2 separate regions of the Homo sapiens genome follow, and region 2 is linked to region 1. Evidence: read pairs that join two places in POLR2A ChIA-PET (ENCODE). Cell type or tissue: PC-9. All regions are shown on one strand. Each heading gives the region's core, and the rest is flanking DNA. Links, peaks and the distances in the headings are about the cores only.

Region 1 (14,742 bases), core at 6,743-14,742:
TGAAAATATAAAATCTCATCTCTGCCATGAGTGCAGTGGTAAAAACTATATGTATATCTGGATAAAGAAAAACACACCAAAAAAGAGAAAAAATGGGGTGGGAGGATGGTGGGTACAATTTCCCCTTTCATGTATTCTGGTATCTTTTCCTGCTGTTTGTGCACTAAATAAGAAAATCATTTTAAAATCTTGCTCACTAACCTATCATGCACTTTCACCTTCCCCCAAAGAGGAAAAAGCCTCATTCACTGAAATTTGCTAGTGTAGCTCCTTTGCTTATTTTGATATCAACTTTTCAATCAATATTCTCAGGAAAAGATATGACTATTTTAAGTTGAAAGCAAACCACAGACGAACTCAGTTCCCTGGTCAATTATCCTCCCAGTAGGTGGTGACAGTTAAAAGCAGCTCCTTAAGGGCCAAAAGCAGCTCCTTAAGGGCCCAAAACAGCTCCTTAAGGGCCAAACCCTGCAGTGAGGCCTGTAAATAACTTAGATTCTTCAGGTGCTCAGCGTTTGAATTCCTGGATCACCTGCGGCAGGCTCACCTGAAGTAGACATTAGAGGTGGGGCTGTTCTGCACCAGGAACAAAGCTACTCAAAAATCCTTGACTCTTTGAATTTGGCTGAGTGAACAGGAAAATTAAGAAATCATCACTTTAAAATGACCCAGAATTTCAGGAGCCACTTTAATACCATTCCTGCCACCAACTCATTGTGTAAGCCTAAGCACATCACTTAGCCACTCTCCAGACTAAGGGAACAGATTGTAGCCTGCCTGTAAATGGCTGATGGACAGAAAAACATGAAAACGATGGTGCTGAGCACTTTGCAAAAAGGAAACAGAGTTCATTTGAAAGAACCTGGGATCTGGAGTCAGAAAGTCTGGATCCAAGCCAAAATCTGCCACGCATGAACACTGGGACGTTAGGCTATTAGTTTCTGAGTCTGTTTCCTCAGTAAAATGGGGATAATACTCTGCGCAACTGGATTGTTTTGACATTTAAACGAGTTTATGAGAAAAAGCTTTGTAAATTGTAAAGCACATGTATTAGTTTTTAGGGTTGCCATAATAAAATTCCACAGACTGTGTGGTTTAAACAACAGAAATTAATTTTTTTTTTTTCACAATTCGTGAGTCCAGAAGCCTGAGATTAAGGTGTCAGCAGGGTTGGTTTCTTGTGAGGCCTCTCTCCTTGGCTTACAGACGGCTGCCTTCTCTCTGTGTCTTCCCATGATCTTTCTCGATGTGTGTCCGTGTCCTAGTCTCCTCTTCCTATAAGGACACCAGTCATATGGAATTAGGGCCCACCCAAATGACCTCATTTTAACTTCATTACCTCTTAGAAGACCCTATCTCCAAATACAGACATATTTTATCTGTTTTATTGTACTTGGCTTTATTATGCTTCACAGAAACTGCTTTTTTCACAAATTGAGGGTTTGTGGCAACCCAGCATTGAGCAAGTCTATTGGCATCATTTTTCCAAATACATGTGCTCACTTCATGGCTTTGTGTCACATTTTGGTAATTCTCATAATATTTCAGACTTGTTCATTATTTTTTCTGTTATGATAATCTGTGATAAGTGATACTCGATGTTACTATTATGATTGTTTTGGGGTGCCATGGACTGTACCTATATAAAACAGCAAACTTAATTGATGAATTTGTGTGTTCTGATTGCTCCACTGATTGGCAGTTCCCCAATCTCTCCCTCTCCTTGAGCAGAAATCCATGGATAAGTGGACCTGCATAGTTCAAACCTGTGTTGTTCAAGGGTCAATTGTATTTTAAGCCCACTGTTGCGACCTGCTGCTCAGAAAAAAAGATTTCTTTCCAAATATTACTGTTCATTGACAATGTATTTTGTCACCCAAGATCTCTGATAGAGATGTACAAGGAGATTAATGTGTTTATGTCTGCTAACACAACATCCATTCTGTAGCCCATTGATCAAGGAGTAATTTTGACTTTCAAGTCTGGTAATTTAAGAAATACATTTTGTAAGGCTATAGCTGCCACAGATAGTGATTCCTCTGATGGACCTGGGCAAAGTAAAATTGAAAATCTTCTGAAAAGGATTCACCATTCTAGATGTTACTAAGAACATCTGTGATTCATGGGAGGAGGTCAAAATATCAACATTAGCAGGAGTTTGGAAGAAGTTGATTCCAACCCTCATGGTTGACAAGGAGCTTAAGACTTCAGTGGAGGAAGTAATTGCAGATATGGTAGAAATAGCAAGAAAACTAGAATTAGAAGTGGAACCTGAAGATGTAACTTGAGAAAAGAAAAACAGCTCAGACCAGAAAGACTTATACCTACCCATGCCTGGGGGTAATTGTTGAAAGACATTTGTTTCTGAGCAGCTGCCTCACCCATGATCTTCTTGTTCCTGGAATTTGTGATACAAAGGACAATGTATAGCCAATGAATAGCTTATGTTATTTTAATATAAATTCTTGGTAAACACCTTCAGAACTTGCTCTTCTTTTTTCTTTTAAAAACCCACTTATACCTGCTGCTAATTAGAGCATATGTTCAGGGCAATTTGATTCTATGCTCCTATGTTGCAATCCTCAAACTTGACCCAAATAAACTCTCTACTTACACTAATTTTGCCTCAGTTTGACATTTTGAATTGCTGCAATTTTATGATAAAACTTGAATGGATAAGGAATTGCTTATCATGGATGAGCCAAGAAAGTGTTTTTTTGTTTGTTTGTTTTGTTTTTTTTTTTTTTTTTTAGATGAAATCCACTCCTGGTGAAGATGCTGTGACCATTGTTAAAATGACCACAAAGGTTTTAGAATATTACAGAAGCCTAAAGCAGTGACAGGGTTTGAGAGGACTGTGTCCAATTTTTTTTTCCATCTGTGGTATATGATGAGGTTTCTCTTCAAATAATCTGATCAATCTTTTATTCTTTAATTCATAGTTACCCACCCTCTTTTTTTCTCCTTTTTTCTCCTTTTTTTCCGTTTTGCCTTTGTTAGGTGCGCAGGCACGCCACAGTACCAAGCGTTATGAGTACCAGCTCACATTCCTTTCCTTATTTGGAAAGAGGACTTTCTAGCTCATTACAGACACCCTTTCCCCTTCCTCTCCACTTTATTTTATGTGCCCACCCTATCTAAAAAAATCATATGTTTAGCCAACCGGATTAGTTTAGATTGTACCACCTGACCCCGGCCAATGAGGAAAGGGTACAGGGGCAGGACTTGCGTCAGGAATAAAGGCTCTCATGCCCCTTTGTTCAGGTGTGCTCTCATGGCGACTGGCCAAGGAGGCATCCCTCTGCACAGAAGTAAAATTGCTTCGCTAAGAATCCTTTGTTTGAGTGTTCAATTTCCTTAGGATTTTGAGCCTTATTCCTAACACATCCGCTCAAGAATTTATCCTTTGAGTTATAAAAACAATCCAATTACACTCTTTACATTATTTAAAAATGTACTATTCGGCCAGGCACAGTGGTTCACACCTGTAATCCCAGCACTTTGGGAGGCTGAGGCGGGCGGATCACCTGAGGTCAGGGGTTCAAGACCAGCCTGACCAACATGGAGAAACCCCGTCTTTACTAAAAATACAAAATTAGCTGGGCATGGTGGTGCATGCCTGTAATCCCAGCTACTTGGGAGGCTGAGGCAGGAGAATCACTTGAACCCGGGAGGCGGAGGTTGCAGTGAGCCAAGATTGCACCACTGCACTCCAGCCTGGGCAACAAGAGTGAAACTCTGTCTCAAAAAAATAAAAAATAAAAATAAAAATGTACAATTAAGTTATTATTGACTATACTCATCCTATGGTGCTATAAAACAGTAGGTCTTACTCATTCTGTTTTTTTACATTAAATGCTTATCAACCATCCACACCTCCCCCCATGTTTCCTAATACCCTTCCCAGCTGGTAACCATCCTTCTACTCTGTGTCCATGAGTTCAATTGTTTTGATTTTTAGACCCCACAAATAAGTGAGAACATACAAAGTTTGTCTTTCTGTGCCTGGCTGATTTCACTTAACATAATAATCTCCAGTTCTATCCATATTATTGCAAATGACTGGATCTCACTCTTTTCTTTTATGGCTGAATAGTACTCTATATGTGTATGTATGACATTTATTATTTATTTATTTATTTTTTTGAGACAGAGTCTTTCTCTGTCGCCCAGCCTGGGGTGCAGTGGCACAATCTCAGCTCACTGAAACCTCCGCCTCCCGGGTTCAAGTAATTCTCTGCCTCAGCCTTCCAAGTAGCTGGAATTACAGGCATCTGTCACCATGCCTGGCTAATTTTTTTGTATTTTTAGTACTGACGGGGTTTCACTATCTTGCCCAGGCTGTTCTTGAACTCCTGACCTCGTGATCCACCAGCCTCGGCCTCCCAAAGTGCTGGGATTACAGGCGTGAGCCACTGTGCCTAGCCCCACATTTTCTTTATTCATTCATCTGTTGATGGACACTTAGGTTGCTTCTAAATCTTAGCTATTATAAACAGTGCTGCAACAAACATAGGAGTGCAGATATCTCTTTGATGAACTGATTTCCTTTCTTTTGGGTTTACTTTCAGTAGGATTGTTGGATCATACGGCAGCTAAATTTTTAGTTTTTTCAGGAACCTCCAAACTGTTCTCCATGGTGGTTGTACTAACTTACATTCCCACCAACAGCATATGGGGTTCCCTTTTCTCCATGTCCTTGCCAGCATTTGTTATTGCCTTCTTTTGGATATAAACCATTTTAACTGGGGTGAGAGTATATCTCATTGTAGTTTTGATTTGCATTTCTCTGATACTCAGTGATGCTGAGCACCTTTTCATATACCTGTTTGCCATTTGTATGTCTTCTTTTGAGAAATGTCTATTGAGATCTTTTGCTCATTTTTTATTGGATTATTAAATTTTTTTTCCCCTATAGAGTTGTTTGAGCTCCTTATGTATTCTGGTTATTAATCCCTTGTGGGATGGGTAGTTTGCAAATATTTTCTCCCATTCTGTGGGTTGTCTCTTCACTTTGCTGACTGTATTTTCTCTGCAGAAGCTTTTTAACTTGATGTGGTCCTATTTGTCCATTTTTGCTTTGGTTGCCTGTGTTTGTGGGATATTGCTCAAGGAATTTTTCCGCAGACCAATACCCTGGAGATTTTCCCCAATGTTTTCCTATAGTAGTTTCATAGTTTGAGGTCTTAAATTTAAATCTTTAATCCATTTTGATTTGATTTGTGGATATGGTGAGAGATAGGGGTCTAGTTTCATTCCTCTGCATATGGATATCTAGTTTTCGCAGTATCATTTATGGAAAAGCCTGTCTTTTCCCCAGTATATGTTCTTGGCATCTTGTCAAAAATGAGTTCACTGTAGGTGTGTGGATTTGTTTCTGGGTTCTCTATTCTGTTCCATTGGTCTATGTGTCTGTTTTTATGCCAGTACCTTGCTGTTTTGGTTACTATAGCTCTGTAGTATAATTTGAAGTCAGGTAATGTGATTCCTTCAGTTTTATTCTTTTTGCTTAGGATAGCTTTGGCTATTCTGGGTATTTTGTGGTTCAATATATTTAGGATTGTTTCTTCTATTTCTGTAAAGAATGCCATTGGTATTTTTGTAGGAATTGCATTGAATCTGTAGATTTTTTGGGGTAGTATGGACATTTTAACAAGATTTAGTCTTCCAATCCATGAACGTGGAATATTTTTCCATTTTTTGGTGTCTTCTTCAATTTCTTTCAATTGAGACCAATTTTGAAAGACATTCTGGTTAAAATGGTATCAAAGCTGGGCATGGTGGCTCATGCCTGTAATCCAAGCACTTTGGGAGGCCGAGCTGGGCAGATCACAAGGTCAGGAGATCAAGACCAGCCTGGTCAACACAGCAAAACCCTGTCTCTACTAAAAATACAAAAACTAGCTGGGTGTGCTGGCATGTGCCTGTAGTCCCAGCTACTCCGGAGGCTGAGGAAGGAGAATCACTTGAACCTGGGAAGTGGAGGTTGCAGTGAGCTGAGATTGTGCCATTGCACTCCAACCTGGGTGACAGAGTGAGACTCCATCTCCAAAAAATAAAATAAAATAAAATAAAATAAAATAAAATGGTATCAAACAGTATCTCATGCTACAGAGAAAACTTTCGTGAAAGGAAGAGTCAATCAATGAGACAAACTTCATGTCTTATTTTAAGAAATTGCTACAGCCACCCCAGCTTTCAGCAACTACGACTGTGATCAGTCAGCAGTCATCAATATTATGGCAAGATCCTCCACAAGCAAAAAAATTACAACTCCCTGACAGCTCAGATGATCATTAGCACTTTTTAGTAATAAAGCATCTTTTAATTAAGGTATGCTCATTTTTTTCTAGACATAATGCTGTTGCACACATAGTAAACTACAGCATAGTATAAACATAACCTTTATATGCACTGCAAAACCAAAAAAAAAATGTGTGTGACTGGCTTTATTGTGATATTTGTTTTATTTCAGTGGCTGAAACTCAACCAACAATATTCCCAAGGTATGCCTGTTCAGTCACATTCTGAGGTACTGGGGTTTAGGACTTCAATATATGAATTTGGAGACACAATTCAGCCATAACAACACAATATAAATATTTTTCTGGACTTACCTGGGACTTCCCATGATGGGCATTTAGCACACAGTAGGAAATAGCTTTGTTGACCATTTTTCCACTACATCATCATGGCGAGAGGCAGCAGGAGAGACCTGACAGCACTCTGAGCTTGCTCTCTGCTGCTGTGGGGCCAGGATCTTCTGCGGCTATGGGCCTCCAGTCCCACTCAGCAAATAAATGAGCCATATTCCCTTTGGGTTTGAAATGCTTTTTTGTAGGAAAGGAATAATCAAATACTTAACAGCTACTAACTGTTAAGTATTAACAGGGAGAAACAGGTGTGCATGGGCTGTGGGCATTTGTCTCTGTTTACATTTGTAAGTGTCTTCTGGAACAGCCCATCCAGGCCCTTTAAGGAGCTTTCACCAGCTAAAGGAAAAACTACCAACAGGGAGGCCAGGTCACTTTTCTTCCAAATTCTTCCCAAAGTATTTACTTTCATCTGCTGGGAAAAGACCTCAACAAACATTTATCAAGGACCTCTTTTGTGCCTGAGGCTGTGCTGGGTCTGGAAGGAATGTACTGCTTCACTGGGCCTGTTTAGTAAATACAGACATTGCTCAACCAACAAGGAGGAGAGAGAGTCCGTGGGTTCAGGAGCTGGGAATTCACTTGTGCCAGCAGAATGTAGGAGGGCCCTGGTCAGGAAGATAGGTTATTTGGTGCTGCTATGTTATTTTTTATTTTGCCTCTTTACGGATGTAAGGAAGAGACATGCCCACGTTACCTGCGAGCCATCTCTCAGTGGCACAGAATCCCATCCTCTCAACATTGCTGCGTCCCAGTGCTTCCAAGGTGGTGGGGGTGAGGAGAGGGTTCAGTGCTTTTCATGGAATCTGGATTTCAACTTAAGGCCAATAGATTTACCCTCTTTCTGAATGTCTAGAATTTATCCTAGCAGAGGATCTAGCTGTGTCAATTTACCCTTCTCCAAAACGGAGCTCTGCTATCTGCCAGAAGCAAAGGACATTTGTCGTTTTTGCCTGCCCAGCTTACCTCCCACTTCTCTTGGAAATAAAACCACACTTTCCTTCCTGGAACCCATTCTATGTGGTTCAGGTGGGGCTGACCTCACCTCCCCCAATGCAGGGAAGGTGCCCTGTCCTTAGTCTAGCCAATAGGAGTAGCTCTCTAGCCCTTGTCACAGTGATTGGCACAGAGCTGGGCATATGACTCAAGCACAGCCAAACAGAGTCTGCTTCAGGCATTGATGTGGCAGCCACAGGAGAGCAGTTCCGCCCTCCTCTTGGATAACATGCTCTAAGGATGGCTTGGAACTGCTTGCAGCCATCTTCTCCAGTGGTACAGGGGCACAGAGGACACTTTCATCATCTGGAGAAAATGAAGCCAATGTACAAAGAGAAATCGCAGAGAGATGGAAAGCTAAAGGCAACCTTAAAGACAATCTTTGAGCCTCTGGATCCATCTCTTCTCAGGAGCTAATACATTTCCTATGTTGCTTATACTCCTTTGAGCTGGGTTTCTGTCACTGGGATTGGAAAACTGACTGTTGCAGCAACAGGGTTTTGTACTGAGCCTCCTCAGAGACAGTCAGCATTTCTCATGCTTGGCCCATGGTGTTTACCCTTGGCTGGAGCCCTGATTCTCATTAAACTAATTACGGGCAGAGTATGAGGACTACATTCACTCAGAGATCAGGGCACAAAGCATTGCAATTTTATGCAGAGATTACTGCTGAGGACCACTCCCCTTGGAAGTAAGCTGTGGACTAGAGAGTCATTTCACACTTAAACCCTTCCCTCTATGTCTTTGGCCTTTAAACTCTGGTTTCTATTCTTTACTTTCTGAGTGTGTATTTTCAAATCACCCCTTGGGGAGGGGTCTCAGGAACATCCCAGGCTCCATATCAAATGCAGGAAGGTATTTACCATGCATGACAGGTTTCCTATAGTTCTTTGGACTGCAGAGGAGTACTGCGCTGCACGCATGAGCATGGGTGGTGGGGTCAGATGGAATGAAGATCTTTGGCTTTGAGGCAGTGTAACCTGTCTGCCTTCCTCTGTCATTGTGAGTTCCTCAATTCACGTTACTGTCAACCTCTCCCCATGTCTCCAAATTACCCTGTGGCCCACTGGCCATTTTATATGCACGTCATTCTAGCCTCAGAACATGCCATTTCCCTTCCGCTAATGTCTTATTGCCTGTATGAATCTAAACTTGAGGGAGTCTACTGGATTATCTTGCCCACGACCATAGCAGTTTTGTTTGTTTGTTTGTTTGTTTTGAGACAGAGTCTCACACTGTTGCCTGGGCTGGTGTGCAATGACACAATCTCGGCTCACTACAACCTCTGCCTCCCGGGTTCAAGCGATTCTTCTGCCTCAGCCTCCGTAGCTGGGATTACAGGTGCCTGCCACCACGCCTGGCTAATTTTTTGCATTTTTAGTAGAGATGGGGTTTCACTATATTGGCCAGGCTGGTCTCAAACTCCTGAACTTGTGATCTGCCTGCCTCAGCCTACCAAAGTGCTGGGATTACACGCGTGAGCCACCACGCCCGGCCAACCATAGCAGTTTACATGTGGGTTTGGTTTGGGACTGAGAGTCAAGATCCACTGAGGGGCGTGGCCTCTCTTCCAGTATTTACTTTTGTTTGCAAATGAGTACATATTCCGACTCCGACTCCGAAGTCTTATAAAGCTTTTCTAACTCAATTTTCAGAGGTAACAATAGACTCAACCTGAACATTTGATTGACAGTATCCTCTGCTTCCTTTTGCACAGGGTACTTGTGTCATTTCTCCTCCTCTAAGTAATTGCGGCAGCTTTGGTTTCTCTCTTTGCTATGTGACACAGCATGAAGGTTTGGACAGGAGTTTAACTATTACCCTTTAATGTTTTTGTTGTGTTACTGTCAAATTGTGTCTTCTTAAAGGTTGCTTCCTGTCCTTTCTTAGGAGCAGGAAAAAAAAAGTGGCTGTGTGTCTTATGCCCTATCTGTATAAAATGCTTTTCATTATTGATAAAGATACACTATTCCAGGAGACTCACCTATTTAACCAGGTCAAGAGCTGGAAACCTTTCTCCAGTCTGTGTTCAGCCTCTAGTCCCACAGTGGTGTGAATACAAAGCAGTCTTCCTTGCAGGTGTTCAGCACACAGGCCGTAAGCCAAGAGCAGTAGATGGCATGCAGAAGGAAGAGGGTCACTTTCTGCTTCATCATTTGGGATTCTAGTGGACCCAGAGAAGGAACGCCAAGGAGAGGACCTAGACTCGTAACCCCCACATGCCACACTTTTATTTCTCCTAAGATTAACGATGTTTATCACTATTTGAGGTACTGTTAATGTGCCAGATACTTTAAGTGCTTGGCATATGTTATCTAAACCTTAAAAGAATTTTATGAGGTGGAGAATATGATTCCCATTTTATACATAAACAAACTCAAAGATGTTGAGAGAATACCTGAAGAAGTTAAAAGGCTGTCACGCAGCCAGAGGTGACCCTGGGCTTTTGAGTGCTGGCAGGTGGCAAGCACCCAGGTGAGAGCTGTGGGGTGGCCTGCAGACCCCGAGGAGTTAGAAACAGAGGCCTTGGGACAGGCTCCAGGAAGGTGGCCTGTGTGAGAACCTCTCTAGTCCCCAGTGCTCCTGGGAGAGGCAGCTCAAGTGCAAAGCCAGATGCACCCTGCAGTGGGGTGAGAGAGGGGCATAGATCACCTTCCAGAAATAGCTGCCGAGTTGATGTTAAATTTTGTAGGTTTTCTTGATTCCGTTTGTTAATATAATCTTGTGCTCATGGGTGTTAAAAGATGTGGGCCTGAGGTAATATTCATTTGGCTTATTGTAATAGTTACTCCTGGGCATTACACATGCTAAACAAAGCAAAATATTCACCAAGCTCTCAATCTGAGCTCCTTGGGTCAGTAAGCAGAGGTCACAATCTTTTCCTAGTCCCACTAGTGAGTTAAATTCTGGAATGGCTCTGAATTATCAATATGTCAATAAAATGTCAGTCAGCCAGAGCGACATGCTATTGCAGTATTGACTGTCGGATCCTAAAGCAAAAACATGTTTTAATTGTTTTTGCTGAGTGTAGGGAAGCCAGTAAGTAGAGACCAGGTTTGAGAGGGTTAGAGATTGCCACTGATCTTTATTTTTCAGTTTTGAGAGTCTTGTAGCATTGTGGAACCCATTTCTCATTTTCGCCCACAGAATTTATATCAGAGTCAGAAACAGGAACCTGCAAAGGGAAATATCTGAGAAAACAGGCTGTTCCAGGCTTACCTGGTAGGGCAGGGCTGGTGCCCAGGTACAATCATTGGCCAGTGTAAATATATGCGAGTCAGCTAGTGGTGATGACTTTGAAGCATGGGAGGAGGAGATGGGTGCCGCCTTTAGCTCCATAAGCATTTGCTTCAACTGATTAGACTCTCCAGGTACAGCGTGGTGAGGAATGAGACTAACAGCAGCCAGACTGCAAAACTGTGGGTGTGGCATGTCTTCCGGAAAGACCTCCTTATCTTTCCCCATAGAGCAACAATGGTTCCCCTTTTTCTTTGCTTTAGCCCAAAGGTGGGTCTCATCTTGGAAGTCACTTAGGGTTCTCTTTTTCCTGAGGGACACACGTGGGCAAAGATTTGAATACGTCTGCGCCCAGGGGCTTTTCCATCCTAAGGACCTTGTCGCCTTTTGTGCTTTGCCTTGTTTCTCTTTTTCTTTTCATTCTACTCTTTTTCTTTTTTTTGAGGCGAAGCCTTGCTCTGTTGCCCAGGCTGGAGTGCAGTGGCACGGTCTTGGCTCACTGCAGCCTCCACCTCCTGGATTCAAGCGATTTTCCTGCCTCAGCCTCCCAAGTAGCTGGGACTACAGGCACGCACCATCACACCCAGCTAATTTTTTTTTTTTTTTTTTTTTTGTATCTTTAGTAGAGACGGGGTTTCACCATGCTGGCCAGGCTGGTCTCGAGCTCCTGACATCAAGCGGCCTCAAGAGGCCCCCCTCGACCTCCCAAAGTGGTGGGATTACAGGCGTGAGCCACTGTGTCTGGCTATCTTTTCATTCTACTCTTAACTCTCACCCTAACCCACAGGAGACCTTATGCAAACTGGAAAAAGAACATCTCTCTTGGCAGGTGTAGCCTGTACCAGGCTGCATGGCCGGGTGGGCAGATGATGGGCTGGACTTGGGCCCCCAATTTTCCCCTCAGTGGGTATTCTTGTGCAGTGAACACTGCATAGCTGAATGTGGTAGCCCTGTTAATGCTCATCATTTTCTTATCTTGTACTACAAAGGTAAGCTGCAGAGCCTTTTGGGGGCAAGGCAGGTGTAAAATGAATTAAGTATTAATGCGATATAGCTGAGTAGGCTATTCCCCCACTGTTAACTTGACAGAGTGGTACCAGGTGGGGTCCCACACACCTGGTGGGGGAGTAGTGGTCACCCCTGGAGGGGGCTTCTTTAGAAATACAGATATGCTTTGCGGGGTGAGCTGAATGGAAACTGCAGCCACTACTGGGGAGTGAGGGTGAGTCTAGGCACAGGCAGGAATCAGCGTGGATTTTGAGAGGCGTAGATGGAACGATTCTGGAGTAGAAAGAGTGAGGTGTTTTGATGCTGTCAGATGGCAGCTGAAACAGACAGCAGAAGCTGTCATTAACTGGTCAGAGCCGATGGCAGGAAGAAGATAAGAGAGGAAAGCAGAGCAGGACAGAGGAAAGAAGAGAAGAGGAGGAGAAGAGACAGAGGACAGGGAGGGGAGATGGGGGGAGGGGAGAAGACAGGAGAGGAAGTGGGGAGAAGAGGAGAAGGGAAGGGAGAGGAGCATAATAACATTTCCAAGGTCTGAGGAATTCAGTTTTACTCATGCTCACTCTGTTACAATTTATTACCTCCTCCATTCAGTACATGTTTATCGAGCTTCTTCTCTATGCCAGGTACTGTGACAGAGAGATGAGCATACAATCCAGTGGGGAACGCAAACATTGAAAGCAATGATTGCTGCTTGCTGGGCTCTGATGGATGATGTTACAGCAGCACAGAGTGGGCTTAGGAGTTAATAATGGGGAAAAGTGCAGGATGGCACCATATTTCTGTTTTAAGGGACTGTATGAATGAGAGTGCTCCTGGCTAAGATATGAACACAGTTGCCACAAACTGGGATAAAGAACATGAAAGAAGCAAGTGTGGTGGATGTAAGAATATGAGCCCAACTTTAGACATGCTGCATCTGGGGTGGAATGACACCGACTGGTGACCGGTAGATAGATAAGCCACTGGAAGGCAAGCTCCAGGGCGACAGGGCTTTCAGCCTACGCCATCTAATACTGCATCCCGAGGACCTGCAAGAGTGCCTGGCACACATGAGGTGCTCAGTACATATTCGTGGAGTGGGTGCGTAGCTCGGATGTGGAGGCACCCCCGTGGAAGTCCTCACTTGTTGCCCACATTCATCTTGATGCTGCGCTTAGTTAGCATTTTATTGCACACTCTGCCACCCCCAACCCTAAAACAAAGCTAATATCCACAATGCGTCAGTGAATTGTGCCTGTCACGTAGGAAGTGCTCAATAAATATTTATCAATGATAAATCTCATATTAATGTTAATCAATACAGGATCGATGATGTGTTAATTATATTAATATAGAATATATTATAATAATAAATGTGTATTATATAGAGATGTATAGATAACAAGTAATAGGCCGCAGTTCTCGAGGGGAGTTTGGGAATAATAATGATATTGCCCAGCAGATAGCAGAAACCTAAATATGTCTTCTCTCCTGCCAGCCAGCTTGGCTCTTCTCATTCTCTTTCCCCATGTGATCTCTAAACTCTCCATTAACTGAACTGTTCATCTTTGACTCTTGGCCTACATGCCCGTGGGAGCATAAGAAAAGCCTGGCATTCACTCAGCAGTGTCTTCGAGCCTTCTCTTTGGGGTACTTCATTCATCCCACCACCAATGGATCTGAAGCTCAGGCAGCATCTAGGAATGCAGATTTGGGGGCCAAAGGAGTGAGTGAGGAGGTGGAGTGTGAGGGAAAGAGGCTGAGGTGAAGCCCCTGTGAAACACTGAAGGCTGAGAGGCGGGGAGAAAGAGCAGTCTCTGCAGAGACAGGAGCTTGTGCATCCTCATCCAGCTTCCAGCCAGCTTACCTGTCCAGCTTCACAGCAGTATGTGTCCAGCCCATCACTGCAAGAGTCAGCTGGTCATGCACTATCAGGAACAAAGTTTGCAAGAAATAGTTTTTGAATGAAGAAAGTTCCAGCCACTCTCACAAAAATGGACTCTCTGCTCTAGTAATTCCGAAATAACTTCAGTTCTCAGAACATGCCCTGTTCTTTTCAATGTATGTTTAGCCATCCATTCACTCATCCATTTGTTCACTTAACAGGCCCATTTCCAAAACCATTCTCACATTTTAGGTTTTTGTTATGGCAGCACCCCATTTCTAGGTACCCACAGTATTGTAAAGTCACCACAAGTCGCTACCACACTAAGCTCCTCCTGGGCAGGGACAGAGTTTTGGCCTCTGTGTTGTCCTGAAGGCTCCAGCCTGACTCAGCCAACCCTCACTAAGACCAGCAGTCACAGGCCTGTACCAGCTCACCAGACGACCACTCTTACCCTAGTACCATGATACATTTTCAGACAATTTAGCCAAGTCGGCAGCTAAAGAAGCGGCATCATTGCAAAGAGGTGAAGATCAGAAACAAAGGGAAAAATAATGGCTCCATGCAAATCTTGCAAGGAATTTAAAAGGATACAGGAAAAGGTTTCAGGAAAGACTGCTTCAGTAGCTCAGAACCAGGCCCAGGATTCTCATCCAGAGGCTGCCTTTAAAAAAATAGCATAATTTCACTCTTGGCAACTCTATTAGCCCATTCTTGCATTGCTATAAAGAAGTACCTGAGACTGGGTAATGGATAAAGAAAAAGGGGTATAATTGGCTCACAGTTCTGCTGGCTTTGCAAGAAGCATGGTGCTGATATCTGCTCAGCTTTTAGGGAGGCCTCAGGGAGCTTACAATCATGATAGAAGATGAAGGTGAGCAAGACGCCACATAGTGAAAGCAGGGGCAAGCAAGGGGTCTGATCTTAAATGACCAGATCTTATAAGAACTCACTACCACAAAGACAGCATCAAGCCATGAGGGA
Region 2 (15,388 bases), core at 3,200-11,199, 410 kb after region 1:
TGAAAAGAGAAGAATAATATTTTAAGTGTAGGTTTTATAGGTTAAGATATTGTTTACATTCTGCTGAACATTTAAGATCTTCTAGAAAGACCTTACAGTTTCTAAAACATGCCCTTTTCTTCCCAGTCTTCTGATATTCTGAACACAGCTGTGTATTCAAATACAGTGTAAGGACACAGCTTGAACAGCTTGGTTTAATTGATGTACATTTTATCTTCTATTCAAATAAAATAGTGTTTTGGTTAGGTAGTTGTCTTGAAAATACAACATTAGGAATTCGTTTTACCCTCAACCCATCCCATTTCTCTTATGATGAAAGAAAGATTAAATTTTTGCTAAAGGCAGCTTACAAATATATTGAATGTTGATATTTCAGAGCTTAGAGAATGATTAAAAAAATTATCAACTGAATAGAGCTCCACCATGAGAAAATAATTGTAATTCTTACATTTAAACAAGAAAAATCCTATTTGGGGAAGAGGAAAGAAAGATAAATTCATGGGATTTAGAACCAACCAGCTGCTTGATATGCCCAAAATAGTTTTGTCTTTTGAAATAGCTTTTTAGGGGAATACTTTGGCTTCATACACAGGAAAAGATGGTTAGGTTAGGTCTTTCCTGTATCAAAAATAAACAAACAAATTTTCTCTTGGCCCTAACCCTCCCCATAGTTTTTATACTATCTTTTCCACAAGCAAATTTTTGTTTTAAGTCATCTATTCTTAAGGACTCTACTTCGTATTTTTCTCTTCAGTTACTACAGTATTCTGACTTTTGCCTCCTACCTTTTCAGGGTTACCAGTAACCTCCTGATCTTATAGACTCTTTTTAGCCCTTATCTTTATGCCTAACAGCTTTACAAAGCGTTTTTTTGTTTGTTTGTTTGTTTGTTTGTTTTGAGACAGAGTCTTGCACTGTTGCCCAGGCTAGAGTGCAGTGGCGCGATCTCGGCTCACTGCAAGCTCCGCCTCCTGGGTTCATGCCATTCTCCTGCCTCAGCCTCCCCAACAAAGCGTTTTTTAATGCTGACCATGCCCTTCCTCTTCTGTCTTCTTTTACACCATTCCCCCTGATGATTCTTACTTTCTCCATCTGCCGCTTAAAATGTTAGTGCTCCTAAGGTTCTGTTCTTCACCTTTCTCTGCTCAGTTTATCTAGGTAATCATGTCTGCTGTCATAGCTTTAACTACAATGTCTCTCAAATCTTTATCTTCTTATATTTCTCTTTGGAGTACCGGGTTCATACGGCCAAGAGCTTGTTATTTATCTGTACCAGGATGTTCTACAGATCACTCAAATGTAACACCTTCCCTTCCTGCCTTCAACAGATATGACATCCCCCCAGCTGCTTGAGCCAAAAACTGGTTGTCATCCTCGCCTTTCCCTCACTGTCTCCTCTCTGTTGCAGTTAACTACCAAGTTCTATCAATTCTAACTTTTAAAAACCTGCCATTCGGGTGGATCACGAGGTCAGGAGACCAAGACCATCCTGGCCAACATGGTAAAACCCTGTCTACTAAAATACAAAAAATTAGCTGGGCATGGTGGCACGCACCTTTAGTTCTAGCTACCCGGGAGACTGAGGCAGGGGAATCACTTGAACTGGGGAGGCGGAGGTTGCAGTGAGCTGAGATCATGCCATTGCACTCTAGCCTGGCGACAGAGGAAGACTCCATCTCAAAAAAAAATAAAAAATAAAAACCTGCCATTTCTTGAGTGTCCATTGGTGGTAGACACATTACTAGGCACTTTTAATATATCATCTGTCTCCTAAATTCCTCTAAATCCACATTAATTTCTAATTTCTATTCCCACAGCCATTTTCATAATTATTCTTTTTTTTTTTTTTTTGAGACAGACTCTCACACTGTTGCCCAGGCTGGAGTGCAGTGATGAGATCTCAGCTCACTGCAACCTCCACTTCCTAGGTTCGAGCAATTCTCCTGCCTCAGCCTCCTGAGTAGCTGAGATTACAGGAACCTACCACCACGCCCAGCTAATTTTTGTATTTTTAGTAGAGATAGGGGTTTCACCATGTTGCTCAGGCTGGTCTTGAACTCCTGACCTCAAATGATCTGCCCACATTGGCCTCCCAAAGTGCTGGGATTACAGGCGTGAGTCACCGTGCCGGCCCATTTTCATAATTATTCAATAAATATTTGATAATGTATCACTTTTATGCCACAAAAGCTAGAAACCTGGGAATCATCTTTGCCTCTTTCCTCCCTTCCCTTCCTCAATCCTCATGGTAGTCATTAAGTTCTGTTACTTTACCTTCTTTGTTTTATTATCCATTCTACTACCCCTGCCTTAGTTCCAGTCTTCACAAGTTCTTATGCAGTCTATTAGTGTTTATCTTATTTGTCTGCCTTTATTCTCATTGCACACCATCTATTTCGTCCTTTATTACTGCTTCCCATAATCTTTTTCAAATATAAATTAAATCATGTCACAGTTCACCTTAATCAATTCTCTATCATCGTCAAAATAAAGATCAAACTTCTCAACACAGCACTCTAAGAATGTTGGAATTTTGTGCTTGTTCATAAAATTCATTTCCCTTTGCATACAACTTTCATTCTAGTTTACCAAATTATTTGTAATTATGGAAAATACCAAGCATTCTTAATACCTCAATGCCCTTTAATCTATCTGGAATCATCTCCCTCTCCCTAATCCCAACTTATTTATTTATTTATTTATTTATTTATTTATTTGACTCGGTCTATCACCAGGCTGGAATGCAGTGGCACGATCTTGGCTCATTGCAACCTCCACCTCCTGGGTTCAAGTGATTCTCCTGCCTCAGCCTCCTGAGTAGCTGGGACTACAGGCGTGCACCACCACACCCAGATAATTTTTGTATTTTTAGTAGAGACGGGGTTTCACAATGTTGGCCAGGATGGTCTCGATCTCTTGACCTCATGATCCGCCCGCCTTGGCCTCCCAAAGTGCTGGAATTACAGGCGTGAGCCAACTTATCTTTAAAGACTGCTTAAACATCAGCTTTTAGCAGGCTTTCCTGATAGCAATCTTACCAGGCAATTGGTATTCCTCTGCACTCCCCAAAAAAGATTATGTTTATCTTTATCTTATCATTTATCTCTTCTGTCTTCCTGTCTAGACTATAAACTCCTTGAAGTCAAGAACTGGGTTATATTTCTAATTTTTATTTCTGCATAAGGATGATGGGGAGAGGAGGATGAGAAGGGAGGAAGGAAAAAAGAATAAAATGAATAAATGAATTGATCCACTAAATAGTGTATAAAGTTGCTAGGTATTTTAGTCTTGATTTTTATTACCTTCACTTTAAATGAGCAAATAATAACCACTTCTTTATCTGTATTAAATTGCCCTGTGTGAAAACAAAACAAAACCAAACAAAAAAAACTTGCTAATGGTATCAGTGGTAAAGGTGTAAAATTAATAAAGTAACCCAGAAGATAAATGGCTGCATTTGTTTGCCCTCCTAAAGAAAGGACTGTTAATCTCTTAGTTGCTAATTACCTTGAGTGCTAACTAAAATGCTAAATCAACTTTCAAGTTAAGATTAAAATATATTTATGTTGATCTTTTATCCTTACTATTAGTACATCCCTTTTAGTGAATTTTTCAGATATCAAATGGACTATTTCAGCTATTTCTATAGTCCTTAATTTCTCCAAACTTCTCTAAAGACAAAACATAAATCTAATTGTGGTACAGTTGTAGAATTCCTCCTTACTCAGCTCTATTCAGTTCCCATGCTATTTCAAGAAAATTTCTATTAAAGAAAAAAATATTTTTCATGGAAGATCCATAACTGTTATAGTGCAGTTTTACAGATATATTCAAAAAAATTACTCTTATCCATGAAACAGTTGTTTGGCGATAAAATATTATATCTATTTGATAGATTTGCTTCATAGCTAAGGAGGATTAAAGTGAACTAAAGTACATCTCAGTTCTTTTTAATGTTTTGTTCTCTTCTCACATATTTCAACTATTTTAGTATTTCATTTGTTCTCATCTTTCCCACCTGAGACATTTCAACCAGGTCCTTCAAAGGAAAAACACAAAAACTCATCAAACTTTGAAACCACCAATCAATATATATGCAGAAAAGTATGGTGGAGAAATGGGGTAGGGGTAATTCAGACATTTTCACCAGGAGGCTAGTCATCTGTTCTTTTCTTATATTCTGAATGCAGAATAATAATTTTTCTTAGAGTAAAACAGTATAGCTTGTCAAGTTTATTATAATGGAATTTTTACTTACAAAGTTGGTATGTCATAACTGAGGCTAAATGATATAAAACTAATAAGTCTTGTGATGCTTTCTAAACCTGTTTGCTGTCCAGCGTACTTTTTGTGTGTGTGTCTTTCAGCAGAGCAGAAGCATTCTTAAGAGAAATTGAAAATAAAAGCGTGGGACATCATAGTGCACAACAGTGGACTTTTAAAAAAATTCTTTTTTGCTCAACTGCTATATAAAATGGATAGGACTAGAACCACCTGCTAGGAACATTCTTCCCAACTTATCCATGTTTTACTAATAAGATGGTTCTTCAGAAACCTTAACTTTACAAGGAATGCAGACAAAGTGGGAGGGAAAAGATTCACATTCACATTGAAAAGCTCATGTCAGTTCATGTTGAAAAGGCTAGAGATTTGTTTTAACTTTCAGAAATTCAACTACCTTCAGTATTTCTGGTTATATTTTATTGGTCACTTACTGAGAATTAGTAATATATAAAAATGCTATGTAAGGTATTTATTTGTTATCATTCACAAATACAGATTACACAAAGCACTGTGGTAGTTAGATTAGTGTTCCTTCAGATACTCAGATCTTGTTCACCAAGAGAAAGCAGGTACTTTTGTAGGTTTTAAGCAAATCTAGATTGCTCACTTGAAATGACAAAAGTCCAAGGCTAGGGTTTCCTTTGAGGAGAAGTGGGTCTGAACATAACATCAAAAATGACTATGTATAATAGTAAAAAATTGAACAGATACCTGCTTCTTCTATTGGACTACAAGGGTAAATATGTCTTGTGTCAGCATGATCAAGGTTTTTAAATGAAAGAAGTACACAGTAATTTTTATTAGCATTTTTATGGCTTGTGGTTCATATGAACACCTTTTTGTTTAATGCCATCTTCTGTTCTGGGCTTCTGATTGCTTGCTGAAATTCTCACTGGCTGGTGAAGAAGCCACTCAGACTTAAATTGTGTTTGTTCCTTGAAAGTGAGCCCTCAGCTTTCTGACACCCAAATATTAGTATAATGAAATAATAAATTCACTCACTGGTGAATTCTTTTCTGTCAGTTTTGAATCTGGCATTTCACTCAATTTTCTTTATTTACAGAGCTTCCTTATGGCTGGGAGAAAATAGAGGACCCTCAGTATGGGACATACTATGTTGAGTAAGTTTGTTACCTCAGTTAATATTCTCCCAAATATTTTCCTTTCAGCATATAGCTTTAGAGAATACTGGATACAGCACTTTATGCTTCTGTGATCCAGCTGTTGAGTTTTTCAACTAGGGGAATGAAAAGGTAGGGGCAGTGAGCATTTGCTTCATTGACCTTGGGCTTCCTGGAAGTTGGCTTTGAATTTCTAAATATAGAGAATAAGGGGGAAGTTGCCTAGACAATTAATAGCTAGAGATGGTATTGTTACTACTACAGCCTCTAAAGAGAAAGTCAGTTGATAGAAAACTGAAATGAGGGCAACAGACTAGATGAATTATCAAGGTCATTTCCAACACTACCACTGTATCCTTCTGAAAGCAGTGGAAGATCTTTAGGGCATTATAACATAATTATCTGAAGTTTTGAAGCATACACCTAAAGGTGTGCTCTCTTTTAAGGAGTTATTCAAGGAAAACTTAGTATTCTTTTTAGGGGTGAAAGTTGCTTCTTAGGCAGCTGCTATGGTTAAATTTAAACATAAATATATATTGGAGAGGAGTGCCAGACACCTGCCTATGTTAGCCAGAGAAATTAAGCTAATATCAATGTCTAATTTTGCCTTCTCTTTTCTTTATCTAATTGCTACAATGTTATGACCATTGGGATTGCTTTCTTTCCAGATGCTAAACACTGAATTTGACCTCAAGCGTCTAGCAGCAGGCAAATACTTCTATCAGAAACATTACTATTTACCTGGAGACTAGGAGTTAAACCTGCTGCCTAGGTAGCAAAGACAAAATGTTATTATTACCTGAAAAAGTAACAAACACAATCATCTTTAATTTTATAATTGTTTCTTAATGTTTCAACACTTATAGGCATAAACCAATGCCATTTCCTGGTAGTTATCCCTAAAGTAAGTATCTCTGACTCCTGTTGCAACTGTAGTCTTTATTCTATTGTGCAGGTTGTTACTTGAGTCACTGTGGTTAGAGGGATTTTTGGAATGACTTCTTAAAATTAAATGTGTCTCCTAAGGAAATGACTCAATTAGATTGACACTTAAGTATATAACTTTAGAATTTCAATATCTTGGTTCCTTTGAAAGCTATGCTAATTTTGTTTCCATTGTGTTACTTAATGTCTTACTGATACTGTGATGTAAAAAGTATACAGCAGCTCTTTTATTATTATTTTTTCCTAAGACTTATTTTGTTAAAGGAAGAAACAACCATTTTTCACATCAAAGGAGTATTTGGGGGCCGACTGAAAAGGTTTTGCAGGATTTTTTTCTTCCCCTCAAAGTTTAGTCTATTTAAATTGGGCTCTAATCAGCTATTTGCCATTGACACTGCTGAACATTTCTGAGATAATGATTCTCATTCTCTTTATTATCCATTCCAAGTGAATTTGAATACATGGTCAAAAGGTGAAAGTCATTTGCCTGTTATAAAACCTTGAGCTGAATGATCTGGTCCCCATTATGCAAAGATATAATATTAAAGCAACTTTAGGGCAAATCCTGAAGCGACCTGCTCCTAGTTGTCAGGGAGGTACATGAAATAGCCTGAATTAGAAGCAACAGCAGCAGCGACATGATTTTGTATGATTATTCCCAGAATGAGCTCATTTTACAGGAGGGTTTTGTATTAGACTAAGAAGGAGCAGACTGTACTCAAGATGCACATTAGTATGGAGTCAGCTGAGCTGTGGAGTGTGGCTTGATTCCCAGATTAGTTAGGTTTTGAATCTCGACCATAGTAATCTGCAGTGAGTTTACTGATGGAGATAAAAAGCTGTTACTTGAATGGCTACTCTTTGGCTCTCTTAGTTTGTCAAACCAGATGGCACGATGATTGCTCTTGGCAGGAGCCTTGTAGTAGTAACACCAACTGCAGTGGTAGTTTTTCTTTGTATTTATTTTAGAGGATGGGATTCTGAAATGGATGAAGTTATTTTTTAAAATAAAATTTTTCCAAAAATGTAATATGCTTATAATATGCATAAATATAAATATGCATAAGCTATAAATATGCTTATATATTTAGAAATGCGGTCTTGATTATATTGCATTACATGTCTTTTTAAAATTAACATATAATTATACACATTTTGGGGGTACGTAGTGATGTTTCAGTACACGTAATATATAGTGATTAGATCAGGGTGATAAGCATTAAATGTCTTGATGCACCTAGATGACAAAGTCAAAATATATACTTGCTTTCACAACTAAAACTTTTTTTTTTTTTTTTTTGAGACGGAGTTTTACTCTTGCCCAGGCTAGAGTGCAGCAGCACGATCTTGGCTCACTGCAACCTCCGCCTTCTGCCTCCCAGGTTCAAGTGATTCTCGTACCTCAGCCCCCCAGTAGCTGAGATTATAGGCATGCGCCACCACACCCACCTAATTTTGTATTTTTAGTAGAGATGGGGTTTCACCATGTTGGCCAGGCTGGTCTTAAACTCCTGACCTCAAGTGATCCACCCGCCTCGGCCTCCCAAAGTGCTGGGATCCCAGGCGTGAGCTACCATGCCCAGCCATCTAAAACTCTTTATGAAAGAATATTTTGTTGAGATAAATTTTTAAATCCAGATATTAGACATAAAATTTTAATACAGAAAATGTGTCAAATTGTGTACTAATATTTAATCATTCTTGTTTGCTTTGTTTCTTTCTGATAATCTGTAATATTCTCCTCTCTTATTTCCCACAGCTAGTTATTTGGAAAACAAAATTTGTTGTGTCTTAATAATAGTGTAGGTATAAGTAATTAAATGAAAAGGACAGTATTTTCACTTTTTTATTTTTTGATTTTTTTTGAGTGGCATTTTAGTCTAGATAGTCTAAGATAATGAAGACAATAACTTCCTTCAGTAAATCTTATATTCTTTTGTCAAATTTTTAGGAAAAGGATTACTCATTTGCATACGTCTACTCTCCTCTCCCACACATTACAAAGGGTATAAATACAAATTACTACTTTTTATGTTCTAATGCCTGGGTGGCAAAGTGAGTCATTCTAGCCAATGACTTTAAAGTGAAAGTGAGCCAAGGTTCTTTCTGAACAGGTTTATTCTTTTCTGAGTGTCAATTTTTAGTTGTTTTTCAAAAGAATATGTAAAATATCAGTACCTAAATAAATTTTTTAAAGTAGTTCCTAGGATTTTTATTTTCACAGAGTTAAACAGTTAACTCAGTGGACAGTGTATCCCCCGCATATTATGAAGCAGAAGCATACTTGAGTGTCAGTGAAATCAGAACCCAAACAATGTCCAGTGGCACTTACCATATTTAGAGCTCTTAAACTATTTAATAAGTAACTACGTCTGTTGTGGAACTGATATGTAGTAGTAGCCTGAGTGACATGGAGAAAGCTAACATTCCTTTTTTTGAAAGTGTTTTTTTAATTTTTAAATTTTTATTTTAGTCCCTGCTGCCCATTTCTCTACCACCACTCTTAATGTTTACAAATGGCAAAGCTCCAGCGTGGACAACATAGTAAGACCCCATCTCTACAAAAAAAAAAAATTTTTTTTAATTAGCTGGGCATGGTGGCACACACCTGTGGTCACAGCTACTCAGGAGGCTGAGGTGGGAATATCGTTTGAGCCTGAGAGGTTGAGGCTGCAGTGAGCTGTGATTGGACCACTGCATTCCAGCCTGGGTGACAGAATGAGTGCCTGTCTCCAAAAAAAAAATAAATAAAGAAATAAAAAGGCAAAGTAAATGTTCAACTTGTGTGACTATTTATATGTACATTTTGTAATATTCAGTCTACCTAAAAACAATCATGTTCTGAAATTCTCATGATTTGGTATTTAATTGTTGGTGTTCACTCATATCACCTCTTTATTTTTATTTTTTATTTTTTTTGCCGTGGAGTTTCACTCTTGTCGCCCAAGCTGGAGTGCAATGGCATGATCTCGGCTCACTGCAACCTCCGCCTCCTGGGTTCAAGTGAGTCTCCTACCTCAGCTTCCTGAGTAGCTGGGATTACAGGCATGCACCACCACGCCCAGCTTATTTTTGTATTTTTAGTAGAGATGGGGTTTCACCATGTTGGCCAGGATGGTCTCTATCTCTTGACCTCGTGATCTGCCTGCCTTGGCCTCCTAAAGTGCTGAGATTCCAGGCGTGAGCCACTGCACCCGGCCTCACTTCTTTAATTAAAGTGGAAAACTGTAGCATATGCTGAAATATATTTGTACTATGGAAGTGTTAGAATATGATTTCCATTGCTTCTGAATTAGACCTATTCGAGGTCCTAAACATCTTTTTTACAGCATTTCCTTTCTTAACCAACTCCACTTAACTGGCTTGCCAGAAGAATAGTGCTCTTTTTCTTCTGTAAAACATACTATCGCCCATAGCGTGTTGAATAGTTTGGCTAATCTCCTAGCGGCTAGTCTCCCCAGGCTTCCTGCTTTCTCTCAGAGAGTTGTATGCATTCCAAGAGTCAGTAGTGAATGTTCCCAAATCATAAATGCCAGTTGAACCTATGTTATAATTATTCATTTAATTATGATATAATTATGAAGAAATTTAAGTGTGAAAGAGTTATTCTATACTATAGTTGATAAAAGCAAGTCATTTTCTTAGTTGCTACTGAACGGATATAGGTGAGTCAGTGGAAAAGTAATAGTAATATAATTTAAAAAGGATTCTATACACAAATTTCTTTCAAAGTGCCTTTACAGCTTGCTTCATTTTGGAGAAACTTAAATTAAAACCCTTCTATCATTAACTGCCTTTTTTAAAAAAATTAAATTACCAAGAACAAGTACTTCTGATTGCATCAGATAAGAAGGCTATAGTTTTGAAAACTGTTATTGGCTATATTGGGTACGTTTATGAAGAAGCTATAGTAAATATAATATCAAAAGCTTCACAGCTTGGCATCTTCTGCAGGACTTTATTTAGCAGCAGAAAGCCCCTCTGCTATCATCTATCAGTCTCTCCATGTTCCATAGCCTAAAGATACATATTTGTCCCCTAATCTATGATGATGGAATGGTATGATAGACTATTTAAGAATATGTTACTGTTTTATTTTAAACTGAAATGTATATTTTTCTGCATTCTACAGTCACCTTAACCAGAAAACCCAGTTTGAAAATCCAGTGGAGGAAGCCAAAAGGAAAAAGCAGTTAGGACAGGTTGAAATTGGGTCTTCAAAACCAGGTAAGCATTCTTTTCAATCTTTTCTTCTAAGAATAACTTGTGAAATTTGTATGCTGAGTTAATAAAAGTGAGTTTGAACTTCTTATTTCTATGGCTTTGACACTAAAGAGTGTCTAGTTGTTACTGTAAAGATATGAATAATCTTAATAAAACATCTGAACATTATCAGAATACTGAGATTTTTCTCAGGAGTATACAAAAAGCATGAAGTTGTTGGGAGAAGGGATTTCGGCAGCTTTTTTATGAATTTGAGATTTTGTTTTGAAGATTGGAATGTTTCCTTATGTTTAAGGCTAGACCAATATTAGGTCTCCAGTTCATCGTTAGCTTTTCCCAAGTTAATTGCTTAAGTATGGTATCTGTAACCACTGAGGATTCTTCATTAACCAATATTAATAAATACTAAATATATCAAATGATTTACCTACATCATTGAGTCTCAAATGGGATGGTAGCTATTAGTAACATCAGATTCATTTAGGGAGCATTTTTTTAAAAATATAGATCCAGAAATTTCGATGAGTCTAATCATGTGTATTTTGAAAACACTGCTCAGGAAGTTCTTACATTCTACTTATCCCTCCCCATCCCTTTTCCAGCCCTCATTTGTCATTAATAACCAGGGGTATATATGGCCATATTGTAGTAATCCAGTAGATTCTCCACTTCGGTTGCCTATGAGAGAAATAGTTCTTTCTTATAGTTACTCTTCAAAAACATCGTCCTCCTCCTAAAGTTCTGCATTTCGTTTAGCAAACATTTTGAGTTTAACAAATACTTTTGAGCACTGACTATATCCCCAGTGCTTTGCTAGGCTCTAGGTATTCAAAAATGACTAAGAGTAAGACAGGGCTTGCCCTCAAGAGTTCATAGTCTAATACAGGAAACTGATGGTTATAATACATGGAGATAGGTGCCATCATAGAGTAGTAGTTATAATGGTAAGCTGAGGAGCAGGTTTGAATCCCAGCTGTGTAATCTTGGGTACGTTTCCTAAATCTCTAAATGCTCCTATTTCTTCATATATAAAGTAGGAATAATAATGGTACCCACCTTTTAAGGTGGTTATGAGTATGTAAATTAACAGATGTAAAGTGCCTACAATGGTATTAAGCACATGTTGACTAATAAATGATAGTTTCATTGTTATTAATAGACATGTACAAGTTACAGTGGTGGCATAAAGACGGGAGTACCCAACTCTGCTTTGGTGGGAAATGTCAAGTGGGCAGGAGAAATTTCAAAGCAGAAGAGATAGAAACTAGGTCTTGAAAAGTCAGGAAAAGTTAAAGCAGGCAGACAAAAATTTTAAAGGAGCAAGAAAGCATACCAAGTAGAAGGAACAGAATGTTTAAAATCACAGAAGCATGAAATGGTGTGCCGAAAGGCCAGAAGGCAAGTAGGTGTGGTTACAGCATAGGGTATTTGTAGGGTAGTAACAAGCGATGAGGTTGTAGGGATAGGCAGCCATGAGAAGAGGTTGAGTATGTCATATGTTGCTGGAATGTCAAGGAAGTTGAAGATTGAAAAATATGTGTTGGATTTGACAGTAGGGAGGTCATTAGTCACTCTAGGAAGAGCAAGTAGAGAGTGAAGTAAAATTGCAATAGAATGAAGAGGGTATGGGAGGTCAGACAGTACAACTGTTGGCAAAATGATAAACATAATTACCATATATTTATAGTAACTGCTGGAATTCCACTCAGTGTATACCCAAGATGAATGAAAATATGTCCACACAAAACCTTGTGAGTGTTCATATCAACATTATTCATAATAGCCAAAAAGTGGAAATAACCCAAATGTCCATCAACTAATGAATGGATCAACAAAATGTGTTGTTTATCCATACAGTGCCATATTATTTGGCAATAATATAATAAATATATTTTATCTTTAGTAAGTACATATTTAATTTAATATTTATTATATATTAATAATAAAGAGCAATAAAGTACTGACATATGCTACAATACAGATGACCCTCAAAAACACTGTCAAGTGAAAGAAACCATTCAAAAAACCACATATTGTCTGATTTTGTTTATATGAAATGCCTATATTGGGCACATCTATACATGGATAGTAGATTCGTGGTTTCCTAAGGCTAGGATATGGATGTGGGTTGGGGAGAAATTGGATAATGACTGCTAATGGGCATGGGGATTTCCTCTGAGGAGGGAAGAAAATGTTCTAAAATTAGATTATGCTGATAGTCGCATGACATTGAATTGTACACTTGAAAGGGCTAAATTCTATGGTATGTGAATTATATCTCAATAAATTTGTTAAAAAATAGATAATGGCAGAACATTTAAAATCTTTTTTACAGTTAATTTAATACTTCATAAATTATAAACCTGCACAATTTGATTCTCTCAGTTTTTGTCACTTTCCTAATGGCAGGCATGGTTGAGGAGAAGAGAGAAGAGGTTCTGGAAGGAAGTTGTTATTTGCAGATGTGAATCACTAGGGTCATCTAACCCCTAATAATGGGCATTTCAAAAGAACTATGTATTTTTTTTTCCTAAATTATCCACTAAACATGAGTGAAAGGGATAGAAATATGAAGCTATTTACTGATAGTAAAAAGATTCACTCCTTCCATCAGTTATAAATCAAAGACTGCAGAAAGCCTGAGCTGTGAATTATAAAAATTCTCAATATACTCTCTTTCATAAGTTTGTGACACTTGACTTCATCTTCCTGGTATAGTACTTTGCACATAAAACTCAGTAGATGCTGAGTTTTATAGTACAGTTGAATAGTATCCAAACTTTCAGAAATTGAGTGCTAAAGGTTGTATCATTTTGACTTCATATAATGGACTCTGGGTTGAAAGTAAGCACAGACAAGGCAATGAGAAAGAGATTAAGTTGAGAATAACATTAAAAAGTCATATAAAAGATTGACTCTGAGTGCTATATTCATTGTAATTATTTTTGTTCTCAAACCCACTTCTCATTTTGGCACAGATATGGAAAAATCACACTTCACAAGAGATCCATCCCAGCTTAAAGGTGTCCTTGTTCGAGCATCACTGAAAAAAAGCACAATGGGATTTGGTTTTACTATTATTGGTGGAGATAGACCTGATGAGTTCCTACAAGTGAAAAATGTGCTGAAAGATGGTCCCGCAGCTCAGGATGGGAAAATTGCACCAGGTAAGAAATTTTTCATAATTATTTGAAGAGTAGTGATACTATAACAAAAATTATAGTGAAGAGATTTTATATACATAAAGAGAGAGAAATAATTAAATTATATAACTAAAGAAAGAGATTCCAGTATTAAAATAGTTTATACTTTAATTTAAAAAAAAGTTGTATGGGTATACAGTAGGTATATATATTTATGGGATACATGAGATATTATACTATGATACAGGCATGCAATAAGTAATAACCACATCATAGAAAATGTGGTATACATCTCCTCAAGCATTTATCTGTTGTGTTATAAACAACCCGTTTATACTCTTTTAGTTATAAAATATACAATTAAATTATTGCTGACTGTAGTCACCCTATTGTGTTATCAAAAACTAGGTCTTATTCATTCCTTCTAGCTATATATATATATACACACACATATATATAATACACATATATATACACACACATACACACACACACACACACACACACACACACACACATATATATATTTTTTTTTGAGACGGAGTCTTGCTCTGTCGCCCAGGCTGGAGTGCAGTGGCGCGATCTCGGCTCACTGCAAACTCCGTCTCCCGGGTTCACGCCATTCTCCTGCCTCAGCCTCCCGAGTAGCTGGGACTACAGGCGCCCGCCACCACGCCTGGCTAATTTTTTGTATTTTTAGTAGAGACGAGGTTTCACCATGTTAGCCAGGATGGTCTGGATCTCCTGACCTCGTGATCCGCCTGCCTTGGCCTCCCAAAGTGCTGAGATTACAGACGTGAGCCACACCGCACCCGGCCTTTCTAGCTATATATTTTTTATATTCCTTAACCATCTCCACTTCCCTCTCACCGCCCCACCAACCCTAACTACCCTTCCCAGCCTCTGGTAATCATCCTTCTACTCTCTAGCTCCATTAGTTCAGTTGTTTTAATTTTTAGCATCCACAAAGAAATGAGAGCATTCAAAGTTTGTGTTTCTTTGCCTGACTTATTTCACTTAACATAATGATCTTCAGTTCCATCTGTGTCATTGCAAATGACAAGATCTCATTCTTTTTATGGCTGAATAGTACTCCATTGTGTATATGTACCATGTTTTCTTTATCTAATTATCTGTCGATGGACATTTAGGTGGCTTCTAAATCTTGGCTATTGTGAAAAGTGCTGTAACAAACATGGGAGTGCAGATATCTCTTCAATATACTGATTTCCTTTCTTGTGGGTATATACTCAGCAGTGGGATTGCTAGATCGTATGGTATCTCTATTTTTAGTGTTTTGAGAATCCTCCAAATTGTTTTCCATAGTGGTTGTGCAAATTTACATTCCCAGCAACAGTGTATGAGGGTTCCCTTTTCACCACACCCTCTCCAGCATTTGTTATTGCCTGTCTTTTGGATAAAAGCCATTTTTAACCAGGGCAAGAAGATACCTCATTGTGCTTTTGATTTGTATTTATCTGATGATCAATGACCTGAGCACTTATTCATATTGCTGTTTCTATGTCTTCTATGTCTTCTTCATGAGAAATGTCTATTCCAATGTTTTGCCCATTTTTTAATCAGATTATTAGATTTTTCCTATAGAGTTGTTTGAGCTCCTTATATATTCTGGTTATTAATCTCTTGTGAGATGGATAGTTTGCAAAGATT

The links. ChIA-PET counts read pairs that join two places held together with the same protein. Peaks named below come from ENCODE experiments on the same cell type or tissue, not always from the same donor. Only the 100,000 strongest peaks of a DNase experiment are listed, where the experiment ranks them.
Region 2: POLR2A ChIA-PET joins it to region 1 with 14 read pairs; 3 of 35 experiments call an interaction of 5 or more read pairs at or near these places.

Annotation. Positions count from the first base shown.
Region 1 is chr1:113,199,445-113,214,186 of GRCh38, forward strand. LOC643441 (a long non-coding RNA gene) reads right to left here and starts at 6,809. Exons shown (of 3, transcript NR_038846.1): 1 at 6,618-6,809; 2 at 2,329-2,398. In PC-9, for the core only: no CTCF peak of the experiment used is centred there; a DNase peak (open chromatin) is centred at 7,117.
Region 2 is chr1:113,609,254-113,624,641 of GRCh38, forward strand. MAGI3 (membrane associated guanylate kinase, WW and PDZ domain containing 3) reads left to right here. Exons shown (of 21, transcript NM_001142782.2): 7 at 5,348-5,405; 8 at 10,483-10,577; 9 at 13,553-13,741. Among named protein-coding and RNA genes, the nearest start is that of PHTF1, 140 kb to the right of the region's middle. In PC-9, for the core only: no CTCF peak of the experiment used is centred there; a DNase peak (open chromatin) is centred at 6,378.